Linked DNA regions of Mus musculus: region 2 is linked to region 1. A link is a loop called in an ENCODE intact Hi-C map of the cell type or tissue named here. Cell type or tissue: left cerebral cortex. All regions are shown on one strand. Links, peaks and the distances in the headings refer to the core of each region. The heading gives the core; the rest is flanking DNA.

The links. Peaks named below come from ENCODE experiments on the same cell type or tissue, not always from the same donor. Only the 100,000 strongest peaks of a DNase experiment are listed, where the experiment ranks them.
Region 2: a loop joins it to region 1, with 5 times the contacts of the local background. A loop is called at or near these places in 9 of 42 quality-filtered maps.

Annotation. Positions count from the first base shown.
Region 1 is chr7:5,451,907-5,459,678 of GRCm38, reverse strand. It overlaps Vmn1r59 (vomeronasal 1 receptor 59), which reads left to right and starts at 4,920. Exons shown (of 1, transcript NM_207543.1): 1 at 4,920-5,852. The coding sequence starts at 4,920. The coding sequence ends at 5,852. In left cerebral cortex, for the core only: no CTCF peak of the experiment used is centred there; no DNase peak of the experiment used is centred there.
Region 2 is chr7:5,207,623-5,215,394 of GRCm38, reverse strand. No RefSeq gene overlaps it. Among named protein-coding and RNA genes, the nearest start is that of Vmn1r57, 9.0 kb to the left of the region's middle. In left cerebral cortex, for the core only: no CTCF peak of the experiment used is centred there; a DNase peak (open chromatin) is centred at 3,465.

The DNA of each region.
Region 1 (7,772 bases), core at 1,731-6,730:
GGTCGATCGCGTAGCACCTTGGTATGCATGTTCAGGGTCATTAACCTTCGCCTCCTGGGAGAAATTAAGGGGAAACTTAGTTAGGGAACAACAGAATGGGAAATTGAAAGTGGGGACCATGGCATTATGGAAACTGGTGAAATCATGCCTAGAGGATGAGAAATGCCGTCTGACAGTAATAGCAGGACAGGGGGCATTAGAGGAGTTACAGGACAGCATGTCAGAAACAGAGCGAGGTGAAAGATTAGGAGCTCTAAGAAGGAAAGATGCACCTAAGAAAAGAGGCCCTTCCAAGGACCTTGGATTCAAGGAAGCGAGAGATAGGGGAAAGGACGTCCTGGGAGAGAAAAAGGAAGAGAAGGAGAAAGCCATGAAAAAGAAACACCTTTATCCATTAAAGGAGTTAAAGGCTTTGGGGCTTGATAGTTCAGAAACAGACGAGCTTAGCCCCTCTGAGGAAGAGGAGTTAGAAAATGAGGCAGCTCGCTATGAAGAAGAAAGATACCACTCAGATGAACGACGAGCTAACAGCTTGGGTAAAAAACAAAAGAAAGTGGGAGGTGGAAACCATGCAGTTTCCCGGCCTATAGTCCCCAGCGCCCCTGCACCTTATGTGGAAAGATTTTACTCAGACTCCTTCCTCACTAGAGATGAACAGAAAAAGATACGACAGGCATTTCCGGTGTTTGAGGCTGCCGATGGAGGCCGTGTTCATGCACTGGTAGAATACATTCAAATTAAGGAACTTGCGGAGTCAGTCCGTAATTATGGAGTTAGTGCCAGTTTTACTATTTCTCAAGTCGAGAGGCTTGCCACTCTGGCCATGACTCCAGGAGACTGGCAGACAACAGTGAAGGCTGCACTCCCTAATATGGGGCAATATATGGAGTGGAAAGCCTTGTGGTATGATGCCTCTCAGGCGCAGGCCAAAGTCAATGCCACTGCTGAAGGCGATCAAAGAAATTGGACACTTGATCTGCTAACAGGACAAGGGCAGTATGCCAATGATCAAACAAATTACAACTGTGGAGCATACCCTCAAATCTCCACTGCTGCCATTAAGGCATGGAAGGCACTTTCCAGAAAGGGAGAGTCTGGGGGTCACTTAACAAAAATCATACAAGGCCCCCAAGAGTCATTCTCAGACTTTGTGGCTACGATGACAGTGGCAGCAGGCAGGGTCTTTGGAGATCCTGAACAGACAATGCCTTTAGTGGAACAGTTGGTCTATGAGCAAGCCACACAGGAATGCAGAGCAGCTATTACACCTAGGAAAAGCAAAGGGTTACACGATTGGCTGAGAGTTTGCCGAGAATTTGGAGGCCCGCTTACTAATGCCGGCCTCACGGCTGCCATCCTGCAGGGCCAAAGGCATTCAGGTACAGGTGATCGCAAGGTCTGCTATAACTGTGGCAAACCAGGACATCTAAAATGGGAGTGCCAGGCCCTCACAAAAAAGAAAGTACCAGGACTGCGTACTAAATGTGGGAAAGGTTATCACTGGGCCAGTGAGTGTCACTCAGTTAGAGACATCAGAGGCAGGCTTATTCAGCCCAGACCTCTCCAGGCAGAAGGAGGTGAAGACACTCCAAAAAACGGGTATCTGGGTCCCAGGTCTCAGGGCCCCAAAACATATGGGACCCTAGCTCACAACAAATGGACACCACGGTCCGCAGAGCTACAGAACTCTCAGCAGGAGTGAACCTCCATTCCACCACCCAATTCATGCTAATGCCACAGATGGGCGTGCAACCTGTCCCCACGGACTATAAAGGCCCCTTACCCTTGGGAAGTGTTGGCCTTATTTTGGGTCGATCCTCCTTACCTTAAAGGGACTTATTGTTCACCCTGGAATAATAGATCAAGATTACAAGGCTTCACAGTCATCTATTGGTTGGAACACAGGACTCCCAATGGAGGAGCTATAGAATGTAACCAAGGAGTTGAGGGGTTCTGCAACCCAATAGGTGGAACAGCAATATCAACTAACCAGTACCCCCAGAGCTTGTGTCTCTAGCTGCATATGTAGCATAAGATGGCCTAGTCGGCTATCTTTGGGAAGAGAGGCCCCTTGGACTTGCAATCTTTATATGTCCCAGTACAGGGGAACACCATGGCCAGAAGTGTGAGTGGATGTGTAGGGGAGCATGGCATCGTGAGGGTACAGGGAACTTTTGGGATAGCATTTGAAATGTAAATAAAGAAAATATCTAATAAAAAATTCATTTATCTACAAACTTCATAATAATATTTTGATAAGCAGATGAATAGTATCCCATGGTCATTATCCATTCATTATCTGATGGATATTTAAACTGTTTCTATATCATGGCTATAGTGAATATATCATCCATGGTTGATTGCCTATATTATTAACTGATTCCTCAATCCATTTTCTTGAGTGTACTTAAAGAATTGGTTCTTTCCATGTAAATTTCTATAAAAACTGGTACTGTCTAGTATAATTATAAATCTCCATGGAGGCCTCAGAAAATGAATCATGATCTATCTTAAAGCAAATCAACCCTGGAATAACCCAAGAAGTCATGGTAGGGAATACAGGCTTCAGTTGTTTGATTGGTCACAATAAAATGCCCTTGTCCACACATGGGAAAATGCAAGATTACAGACTGCATGGTCTGGAAGGTCTTGATGTCAGCCAGATTTTGCAAGGTGAAAGCATATTATGCAACACACACACACACCTGGAAATAAACCTAATATATCTCTTGATCTCCCCTGAAGAGCACCTCTCTACACCTGATGCCAACACAACTTTAACACTTAAATACTCCCTAAGGAAACAAGGAAAACTTCCTCTAATTTTGGCTCTACTACTCATTATGATATAACAAACTCCTGGGCATCATCATTAATTACCAGAAAGTGAAAATGGTGATTTGCCTTTGAAATAAATGTTTCCTTTCATTAAAAGTTTTCCAATATACCCATACAGTCATATTCAATAACACCACAGATGACAAGGGAATGGACTGTCTGAAGGATTTCAGGACCTGACACTGCCCCTTTATGAGCTCTGATATCTGGCTTCATTCAGCAATCTGCACAGCATTTTATGGGAGAGGTAGGCACTTCTTTGAATCTGTCTTAGGAAATGGATACACAAAGATGTTCTTCAAAGGGAGAGGAACTCAGAGCTATGTTTCTTCAGTAACTGTTCAGGAGCTGGCCTACATCTCTGTGAGCAACCCCATCTTTGCTGGTACTAAGCAGGTGAGAAATCTGCAAGTTAAAATTCTGCTTCAAGTTCTCTTCTCACTCCTACAATTCACGGGGTCTTCCAAAGTGAACATTAGTCATTAGAATGGTTTTGTATTTCTCTCCCTAATTTACCTAATTATGTCAATGATTTCATTAGTCTAAAGACATGTGTATTTCATGGCTCAGTACTTATTTGAAAATGTACTTTAATGTTACATGTATACATTAGATAACTGGTTTTTAGTTGTTGCATGGAGGCTTTTTCATCATATAGAGGAACAAATAAAGTCAATTGCAGATGAAACTTTAGCTAAATAAAACAAGTATTAAATTAATCTGTGTGTACACAGCATTTAATGGTGATGGTGATAATGTTTCTTATGGTTCACAAAAAAGGAGATGACTCAGCTATGTGTCCAGCACCCAATTCCTCAGAAAAATCAAGTAAAACACAGACTGTTATGAATCAACAGAATGCTAGGATCCCTCAGAATTTTTTTCCAAATAAATGATACAAGTGTAATTCAAGGTTCTTTTGTGTGAAGAGAAAACTAGCACATTTTAAAAATAATATTTCGTTTTTTTATCATTATGATGAGTAGTGTGAAAAATATATTATATGTAATAATTTGGGGACATATTTCATTAACTTTAAAAAAGATTTTATTTTCTTGTTTTTTGTTCATTTATTTAATGTATTTGAGTACACTGTAGATGTCTTCAGACACACCAGAAGAGAGCAACTTATCCCATTACAGATGGTTCAGAGCCACCATGTGGTTGCCTTGAATAGAACTCAGGACCTTTGGAAAAGCAGTAAGTGTCCTTAACCACTGAGCCACCTTCTCAGTTCCTCATTGTATTTGATTCTAAAACATGGATTTTAATTTTGTGTTACATTTTTAAAGATTTCTTTATTTATTTTTATTTTATGTGCAGTGGTGTTTTGCCTTCATGTATGACTGGGAAGGTCCAAATCCCCTGGAATTGGATTCACACACAGTTATAAGTAGCCATTTTAGAAATAGAACACAGGTCATCTGGAAGCGCCCTTAACTCCTGAGAAATCTCCACAACACTTGATCAAATATGTAAAAGATATACTTATTTTATTTTATGCCTATTACGGTTTTGCTTGTGTGCATGACTAGAAATACATGAGTAAAGCACCACGAAGCTGAGTAGAGGTCATCAGATTCAGAATCATCTCTCCAACAACAAATTTGTATTTCTTAACACATTGTTATAACATGAGGGATGATATCAATTCTCCTGAAGCAAAAATGCACTCCTGTCTACAAACATTCATGTACAAACATTCAGAGCCCATGCTGTGTTAAAAAGGCTGCCATACTGTTGAACAACTCAGGTAGAGTTGCATTATACACATACACGCACACACACACACACACACACAAACACACTCTTACATCATGAGTGAAGGGAAAGAAAAATAAGTCTGATGTTCATATTCTGGATCAATGTCCATTCATTGTTTTCCAGAAAAATCTCCTGTAGTGTGTCAAAGCAGTGCCAGCTTTTCAAACGAACAAGCAAACAAACAAACAAAACTCCAAATCAATTGAAAATCTTAGATAATTGAGAAGATTCTTGAAGACAGCACTGTCTAACCCGATCCTTACACCACTGTGCTATGAAGCCATGTCCATGTTGTCTCAGAATAAACCCTGAAAACCATGGAAATGTTGGCTCTTCAGATCCTTTTGCTTTGCCAGGTTGTGGTTGGGACTGTGGGCAACATCCTTCTGTTTGTCCATAATTTCTCTCCAGTCTTGACTGACTCCAGACTGAGGCCCATACAGGTCATTCTAATCAACTTGGCTGTGGCCAATGCATTCATGCTCCTTCTCTTGACATATTCACATGACATGATTGATTTTGTTCCAAGGAAGCCTCCAACTGACCTCAAATGTAAACTTGCATACTTCTTTCACATGGTGGCTCAAGGCACAATCATGTGTTCCACCTGTGTCCTCAGCACCTACCAGTTTGTCACTGTTGTTCCTGGTACCTGGGCTAGGGTCATGTTCAGAGAAATATCCCCCAAGGTCGTGAGCTATTCTTGTTTCAGTTGCTGGTTGTTCAGTGTCTTACATAATGCTTACATCCCAATGAATGTCAGTGGTCCACAGAAAACACACAATGACTCTGATTCTAAAGGCAATTCAATATGCTCCATCTCTGGGGTCAATGTAGACATGCATTTCTTGCGGTTTTCCCATGACATCATATTCCTTGGCATCATGGCCTGGACCAGTGTCTCCATGATGATTCACCTAAACAGACACCACCAGAGAATGAACCGCATACATAAGGTCAATCAAAACAACAGAGGCCATGCTGAGACCAGAGCAGCCCACACCATCCTGATGCTGGTGGTCACATTTGTGAGCTTATATATTCTAAATTGTATTAGTATTTTATTTCACATTTCCTTTGTGGAATCTCGTCTCTGGTCGAGGCATGTCATAAAAGTTCTAGCTCTAAGCTTTCCCACCATTTCTCCCTTACTTTTGATATTTAGGGATCCTAGGGGTCATTGTTCTCTGCTCTTCAGTGTGGGACTGGAAATCCACGTGACTGGGGGAGTCATTACAGAGGAACAGTAAGGTCAAAACATGTCCATAACTTGAAAAATCTCACCCTGACAGCAGCAGGAGTAGGACTAACCCTGCCTTGCTCTAGGACTGCATCTACCCACACACAGAGCCAGTCCATCCCCAGGCTCTGCCACCATGAGATAGTCATGTAGCCTAGTGGCCAGGATGCAGGGTAAAATATCCTATCTCCTTATAAGAACATATCCAGCTAGAACCAGGAATTCCTAATCATGCAATGAAGCAGTCCCAGCAACTGGACCACTGCCTATGATGTACACTCATCCCAAAAAATCCTACCCTCACTCCAATTGTTGTATAGACCATGACACCCCCAATAAAGATGTCTGTTTCACTGAAAACCATCTTGAGAGAAGGCTGTTTTTCCTAGACTCAACACTAGATGATATTCTTCTACCATGGCTGCACAAATATGCCTGTTTATTGGTTTTATAAAGGACAGCTACTTATTTCTTTGAGATACTTTTCTATCCAGCCACTTTGTGTAAGTTATCTATGAGCTGTAGGAATTCTAATGTATAATTTATAGGGTCACTAATATTTATACTCTCCGGTCATCTATGAATGGTGATACTTTGACTACTTCTTTTCCAATTTGTATCCCCATTAATTTCCTTTTGTTCTCTTATTGCTCTAGTTAGGACTTCAAGTACTGTATTGAGTAGAAAGGGAAAGAGTGGGCAGCCTTGCTTTTCCTGATTTTAGAATTATTGCTTTGATTTTCTCCCCATTAAATTTGCTTTTGGTTATTGGCTTTCTGCATATTGTTTTTATTATTGTTTTTATTCTTTGGGGTACGTGCCTTGTATTTCTGAACTCTCTAAAACTTTTAACATAAAGGGGTGTTCGATTTTGTCAAAGGCATTCTCACCATCTTATGAGATGATACTGTGAATTTTTTCTTTCAGTTTGTTTATATGGCGATTACATTGGTGAATTTATATATATTGAGCCATATCTGCATCTAAAAGACGAAGCCTACTTGATCGTGGTGGATGATGTCTTTGATGCGTTCTTGGACTTGTTTTGTGAGTATTTTATTGAGTATTTTTGCATCTGTGTTTATACAAGAAATTGGTCTGAAATTGTATTTCTTTTTGGGTCTTTGTGTGATTTAGATATCAGGGTGACTATGGTCTTGTCAGATGAATTTGACAATGTTGCTTCTGTTTCAATTTTGTGGGATAATGTGAGGAGTATTGTTATTAGTTCTTTTTTAAAGGACAATTTAGTTCTGCCTAAAGCTATCTGGCTCTGGGCTTTTATTTTTCTTGAAACTTTTGATGATTGCTTTTAATTCTTTAGGGGTTATAGGACTTTTTCGTTTATTTACCTGATCCTCATTCAACTGATAATTGGAGTCTTCAGGAATACTATCCATTTCACTTAGATTTTTTTTTCCAATATTGTGAACTACATGCTTTTAAAATAAGACCAAATGATTCTTTGGATTTTCTCCATGTCTGTTGCTATATCTCCCTTTTCATTTCTGACTCTTCTTATTTGTATATTGTCTTTCAGCCTTTTACTTAGTTCAAGTAAGGGCTTGTCTATCTTGGTGATTTCTTCAAAGAACCATCTCTTGGATTTGTTGATTCTTTCAGTCACTTTCTTTGTTTCTAAATCATTGAATTCAGCCATGAGCTTTGTTATTTCCTGCCATCTACTCTTCTTGGGTGTGTTTCTATCTTTTATCTAAAGGTTTCAGGAGTACTATTAAGTTGCTAGTATGCAATCTTTCTAATTTGGTGCTGAGACTGAAGGAAGGACAATCCAGAGACTGCCCCATTTGGGGATGCATCCGCTAAATAACCACCAAACCCAGACACCAACAAGATTTTGCTGACAGGACCCTGATATAGCTGTCTCCTGTGAGGCTATTCCAGTACATAACAAATACAGAAGTGCATG
Region 2 (7,772 bases), core at 865-5,864, 240 kb after region 1:
TTAAGAGTTCTCTGGTGGAATTTTTAGGGTCACTTATATATACTATCATTTCATCTGCAAATAGTGATATTTTGACTTCTTCCTTTCCAATCTGTATCCCCTTGAGTCCTTTTGTTGTCAAATTGCTCTGGCTAGGACTTCAAGTACTATATTGATAGGTAGGGAGAAAGTGGGCAGCCTTGTCTAGACCCTGATTTTAGTGGGATTGCTCCAAGTTTCTCTCCATTTAGTTTGATGTTGGCTACTGGTTTGCTGTACTTTGCTTTTATTATGTTTAAATAATGGGCCTTGAATTTCTGATCTTTCCATGACCATTAACATGAAGACGTGTTGGATTTTGTCAAATGATTTCTCAGCATCTAACAAACTGATCATGTGGTTTTTGTCTTTGAGTTTGTTTATATACTGGATTACGTTGATGGATTTCCATATATTAAACCATCCCTGCATCCCTGGGATGAAGCCTACTTCATCATGATGGATGATCATTTTGATGTGTTCTTGGATTCACTTTGCGAGCATTTTATTTAGTATTTTTACATTGATATTCGTAAGGGAAATTGGCCTGAAGTTCTCTTTCTTTGATGGATCTTTGTGTAGTTTAGGTCTCAGACTAATTGTGGCTTCATAGAATGAATTGGGTAGATTACTTTCTGTTTCTATTTTGTGGAATAGTTTGAGGAGAGCTGGAATTAGGTCTTCTTTGAAGGTATAATAGAACTCTTCACTAAACCCATCTGGTCCTGGGCTTTTTTTGGTTGGGAGACTATTGATGACTGCTTCTATTTCTTTAGGGCAAAAGGAACTGTTTAGATAGTTAATCTGATCCGGATTTTACTTTGGTACCTGGTATCTGTCTAGGAAGTTGTCCATTTCATCCACTTTTTCCTATTTTGTTGAGTATAACCTTTTATAGTAGGATCTGATGATGTTTTGGTTTTCCTTAGGTTCTGTTGTTATGTCTCCCCTTTCATTTCTGATTTTGTTAATTAGGATACTGTCCCTGTGCCCTCTAGTTAGTCTGGCTAAGGGTTGACCTATCTTGTTGATTTTTTTCAAAGAACCAGCTCCTGGTTTGGTTGATTATTTGAATAGTTCTTTTTGTTTCCACTTGGTTGATTTCAGCTCTGAGTTTGATTATTTCCTGCCCTCTACTCCTCTTTGTTGAATTTGCCTCCATTTGTTCTAGAGCTTTCAGGTGTGCTGTCATGCTGCTAGTGTATGCTCTCTCCAGTTTCTATTTGGAGGCACTCAGGGCTATGAGTTTTCCTCTTAGGACTGCCTTCATTGTGTCCCATATGTTTGGGTATGTTGTGGCTTCATTTTCATTAAACTCTAAAAAGTCTTTAATTTCTTTCTTTATTTCATCCTTGACCAAGGAATCACTGAGTGGAGTGTTTTTCAGTTTCCACATGAATGTTGGCTTTCTATTATTAATGCTATTATTGAAGATCCGTGGTGATCTAATAGGATGCATGGGATAATTTCAATATTTTTGTATGTGTTGAGGCCTGTTTGGTGACTGATTATATGGTCAATTTTGGAGGAGGTATCATGAGGTGATGAGAAGAAGGTATATCTTTTTGTTTTGGGATAAATATTCAGTAGGTATTCATTAAATCCATTTGTTTCATAACTCCTGTTAGTGTCCATGTGTCTCTGTTTAGTTTCTGTTTCCAGGATCTGTCCATTGGTGAGAGTGGGGTGTTGAAGTCTCCCACTATTATTGTGCAAGGTGCAATGTGTGCCTTAAGCTTTACTAAACTTTCTTTAATGAATGTGGATGCCCTTGCATTTGGAGCATAGATATTCAGAACTGAGAGTTCATCTTGGAATATTTTACTTTTGATGAGTATGAAGTGGCCATCCTTGTCTTATTTTTATAACTTTGGGTTGGAAGTCAGTTTTATTCAATATTAGAATGGCTATGCCAGCTTGTTTCTTCAGACCAATTGCTTGGAAAATTGTTTTCTAGCCTTTCACTCTGAGGTAGTGTCTGTCTTTTTCCCTGAGGTGGGTTTCCTGTAAGCAGCAAAATGTTGAGTCTCGTTTGTGTAGCCAGTCTATTACTCTATACTTTCATTGAGGAATTGAGTCTATTGATGTTAAGAGATATTAAAGAAAAGTAATTATTCTTCCTGTTATTTTGATGTTAGAGTTGGGATTCTGTTCTTGCGGTGGTCTACTTTTAGGTTTATTGAAGGATTACTTCCTTGCTTTTTCTTGGGTGTAGTTTCCGTCCTTGTGTTGGAGTTTTCCCTTTATTATCCTTTGAAGGGCTGGATTCATGGGAAGATATTGTGTGAATTTGGTTTTTTCATGGAATACTTCAGTTTCAACATCTATGTTAATTGAGAGTTTTGCTGGATATAGTAGCCTGGGCTGGCATTTGTGTTCTCTTAGTGTCTGTATACCATCTGACCAGGATCATCTGGCTTTCATAGTCTCTGGTGAGAAGTCTGGTGTAATTTGAATAAGCCTACCTTTATATTTTACTTAACCTTTTTCCCTTATTGCTTTTAATATTCTGTCTTTATTTAGTGCATTTGTTGTTCTGATTATTATGTGTCAGGAGGAATTTCTTTTCTGGTCAAGTCTATTTGGAGTTCTGTAGGCTTCTTGTATGTTCATGAGCATCTCTTTCTTTAGGTTTGGGAAGTTTTCTTCTATAATTTTGTTGAAAATATTTGCTGGCCCTTTAAGTTGAAAATCTTCATTCTCATCTACTCCTATTATCCGTAGGTTGGGTCTTCTCATTGTGTCCTGGATTTCCTGATGTTTTGAGTTAGGATCTTTGTGCATTTTGCATTTTCTTTGATTGTTGTGCCCATGTTCTCTATGGAATCTTCTGCACCTGAGATTCTCTCTACCATGTCTTTTATTCTGTTGCTGATGCTTGCATCTATAGCTCCTTTTTTCTTTCCTAGGGTTTCTATCTCCAGAGGTGTCTCACTTTGGGTTTTCTTTATTGTTTCTAGTTTCCTTTTTAGGACTTGAATGTTTTTGTTCAATTCCATCACCTGTTTGTTTGTGTTTTCCTGTAATTCTTTAAGGGATTTTTGTGTTTCCTCTTTAAGGACTTCTACATGTTTAGCAGTGTTCTCCTATATTTCTTTAAGTGAGTTATTAATGACTTTCATTAAAGTCCTCTACCAGCATCATGAGATATTATTTTAAATCCGAATCTTGCTTTTCGGGTGTGTCAGTGTATCCAGGACTGGCTGAGGTGGGAGTGCTGGGTTCTGATGATGGTGAGAGGTCTTGGTTTCTGTTAGTAAGATACTTATGTTTGCCTTTTGCCATCTGGTAATCTCTGGCATTAGTTGTTATACTTGTCTCTGCCTGGAGCTTGTTCATCCTGTGATTCTGTTAGCCTCTGTCAGCAGTCCTAGGAGTTCAGCTTTCTTCTGAGTCTCAGTGGTCAGTACTCTCTGCAGGCAAGCTCTCCTCTTGCAGGGAAGGTGCACAGAGGTCTGGCATTCAGACCTGCCTCCTGGCTGAAGATGAAGGCCTGAAACAGGGCCTGTCCCAGAAGATGTGTTGCCTCTGCAGTTTGTGTGCTCACCTGCTCAGACTGGTCTCAGAGGGACCTGGGACACTAGATGGCTCCCTCACCTGCTCTGGTGGCCGGAGCCCTCCAGGAGGCGACCTCTCCTCTGGTGGGGAAGGTGCCCAGATGTCTAGAGCCCAAAATGGGATCTGTCCCAGAAGCTGTGTCACTTCTGCAATCCTCTCTCTTACCCTCTGCAGTCCGCACATTCACCTGTGCAGACTGATTTCTGAGGGACCCAGGACAGAAGATGGCTCCCTCACCTGCTCTAGCCACCTCTACTTTGTCGGGGAAGGTGCCCGGATGTCTGGAGTCACAAACGGGTTCTGTCCTAGAAGTTGTGTGGCTTCTGCCTGTCCCAGAAGCTTCGTCCCTTCTGCAGTCTGCTCCCTCACCCTCCTCAGTCCACGCGTTCACCTGCTCAGACTGGTCTCAGAGGGACCTGGGACACCAATAAATGAATATTTGAGAAGAAAACATACTTCATATGATAACCCACAAATTAAGACAAACATTGCATATTTTCCTTAGTTTGTAGACATTAGCTTTGAATATTGAGTTATATGTGTTTAATGTAGGATACTTGTATAAAAGTAAGAGACATAGGATTAAGGGTCTTCCGATAAACACAGTCATTTAAGGATTAAAAGAGATAATGGAAAGTGATGAATTATATTGAGGGGATGGAGGAGAAAATATGGGGAGATTTAATACTAATTGCCATTTTAGAAGGCTTCATGAAAACATATTAATGCAGAATTTTAGAAACTATATTTTCTATCTCTATCTTACAAACACAATGTGGAGAGAGACAGAGAGACAGAGACAGAGAGACAGAGAGACAGAGAGGGACAGATGGAGAAGTGGTTAGAGGGAGAGTAAGAGTGGATACCCTTCCTGCTTTACCATCACTCACCTTAGAATCAGTACTGAGTCCTGTAGGATGTCTGTTTATTAAATGTGGCATTATAGACCTTTCATCCCTGTCTTCATTCCCACATCTCTCATAGATAGATCTCACTGTCCTAGATCAAAAAACATTCAAAATCCTGCTCAATGCACCAATATATCTGTGGACTGGATTAGTGGAATTTAAGACTGGGTTCTCCTTGAGACTAGTGATTACAAAAAAAAAAAAAAAAAGCAATTGGATATCCATAAGATACGCTAATATTTTATTATTATTATTTTATTAGATATTTTCTTCATTTAGACTTCAAATGCTATCCCCAAAGTGCCTATACCCTCTCCCCACCCTGCTCCACAACAAACCCACTCCTGATTTCTGGTTCTGGTATTCCCCTGTACTGGGATATAAGAGCTTTGCAAGACCAAGGGCCTCTCCATCAATTGATGGCCAACTAGTCCATCATCTGCTACCTATGCAACTAGAGACATATCTCTGGGGAGTACTGGTTGGTTCATATTGTTGTTCCTCCTATAGGGTTGCAGACCCCTATAGCTCCATGGGTACTTTCTCTAGCTCCTTCATTAGGGGCCCTGTGTTCCATCCAATAAATAACTGGGAGCATACACTTCTGTATTTGCCAGACACTGACATAGCCTCACAAAGAGAGCTTTATCATGGTCCTGTAAGCAAAATCTTTCTGGCATATGCAATAGTGTCTGGTTTGGGTGGTTGTATATATGATGGTACCACACGTGGTGCATTCTCTGGATGGTCCTTCCTTCCATCTCAGCTCTGAACTTTGTCTCTCTAACTCCTTCCATGGGTATCTTGTTCCCCATTCTAAGAAGAAGCGAAGTATCCACACTCTGGTCTTCCTTCTTCTTGAGTTTCATGTGTTTTGCAAATTGTATCTTGGATGGTCTAAGTTTCTGGGCTAATAACTGCTTATAAGTGAGTGCATATCATATGAGCTCTTTTGTGATTGGGTTATCTCACTCAGGATTATATCCTACAGATATATCCATTTGCCTAAGAATTTCATAAATTCATTGTTTTTAATCTCTGAGTAGTACTCCATTGTGTAAAAGTAGCACAATTTCTGAATCCATTTTTTTTTAGGGGCATCTGGGTTCTTTCCAGCTTCTGGCTATTATAAATAAGGCTGCTATGAACATAGTGGAGCATGTATCCTTATTACAAGTTGGTACATCTTCTGGGTATATGCCCAGGAGAAAAATTGCTGGATCTTACAGTAGTACTATGCCCAATTTTCTGAGGAATTGCCAGATTGATTTCCAGAGTAGTTGTACCTGCTTGCAATCCCACAACCAATGGAGGGATGATCCTCTTTGACCACATCCTCAAATTGAAGACACAGAAATGAACCCACACACCTATGGTCACATGATCTATGACAAGGGAGCTAAAACCATCTAGTGGAAAAAAGACAGCATTTTCTTTTTTTTTTTTCCATTTTTTATTAGGTATTTAGCTCATTTACATTTCCAATGCTATACCAAAAGTCCCCCTTACCCACCCACCCCCACTCCCCTACCCACCCACTCCCCCCCTTTGGCCCTGGCGTTCCCCTGTACCGGGGCACACAAAGTCTGCGTGTCCAATGGGCCTCTCTTTCCAGTGATGGCCGACTAGGCCATCTTTTGATACATATGCAGCTAGAGTCAAGAGCTCCGGGGTACTGGTTAGTTCATAATGTTGTTCCACCTATAGGGTTGAAGATCCCTTTAGCTCCTTGGGTACTTTCTCTAGCTCCTCCATTGGGAGCCCTGTGATCCATCCATTAGCTGACTGTGAGCATCCACTTCTGTGTTTGCTAGGCCCCGGCATAGTCTCACAAGAGACAGCTACATCTGGGTCCTTTCAGTAAAATCTTGCTAGTGTATGCAATGGTGTCAGCATTTGGAAGCTGATTATGGGGTGGATCCCTGGATATGGCAGTCTCTACATGGTCCATCCTTTCATCTCAGCTCCATACTTTGTTTCTGTAACTCCTTCCATGGGTGTTTTGTTCCCACTTCTAAGGAGGGGCATAGTGTCCACACTTCAGTCTTCATTTTTCTTGAGTTTCATGTGTTTAGGAAATTGTATCTTATATCGTGGGTATCCTAGGTTTTGGGCTAGTATCCACTTATCAGTGAGTACATATTGTGAGAGTTCCTTTGTGATTGTGTTACCTCACTCAGGATGATGCTCTCCAGGTCCATCCATTTGGCTAGGAATTTCATAAATTCATTCTTTTTAATAGCTGAGTAGTACTCCATTGTGTAGATGTACCACATTTTCTGTATCCATTCCTCTGTTGAGGGGCATCTGGGTTCTTTCCAGTTTCTGGCTATTATAAATAAGGCTGCTATGAACATAGTGGAGCATGTGTCCTTCTTACCAGTTGGGGCTTCTTCTGGATATATGCCCAGGAGAGGTATTGCTGGATCCTCCGGTAGTACTATGTCCAATTTTCTGAGGAACCGCCAGACTGATTTCCAGAGTGGTTGTACAAGCCTGCAATCCCACCAACAATGGAGGAGTGTTCCTCTTTCTCCACATCCTCGCCAGCATCTGCTGTCACCTGAATTTTTGATCTTAGCCATTCTCACTGGTGTGAGGTGGAATCTCAGGGTTGTTTTGATTTGCATTTCCCTGATGATTAAGGATGTTGAACATTTTTTCAGGTGCTTCTCTGCCATTCGGTATTCCTCAGGTGAGAATTCTTTGTTCAGTTCTGAGCCCCATTTTTTAAGGGGGTTATTTGATTTTCTGAGGTCCACCTTCTTGAGTTCTTTATATATGTTGGATATTAGTCCCCTATCTGATTTAGGATAGGTAAAGATCCTTTCCCAGTCTGTTGGTGGTCTTTTTGTCTTATAGACAGTGTCTTTTGCCTTGCAGAAACTTTGGAGTTTCATTAGGTCCCATTTGTCAATTCTCGATCTTACAGCACAAGCCATTGCTGTTCTGTTCAGGAATTTTTCCCCTGTGCCCATATCTTCAAGGCTTTTCCCCACTTTCTCCTCTATAAGTTTCAGTGTCTCTGGTTTTATGTGAAGTTCCTTGATCCACTTAGATTTGACCTTAGTACAAGGAGATAAGTATGGATCGATTCGCATTCTTCTACATGATAACAACCAGTTGTGCCAGCACCAATTGTTGAAAATGCTGTCTTTCTTCCACTGGATGGTTTTGGCTCCCTTGTCGAAGATCAAGTGACCATAGGTGTGTGGGTTCATTTCTGGGTCTTCAATTCTATTCCATTGGTCCACTTGTCTGTCTCTATACCAGTACCATGCAGTTTTT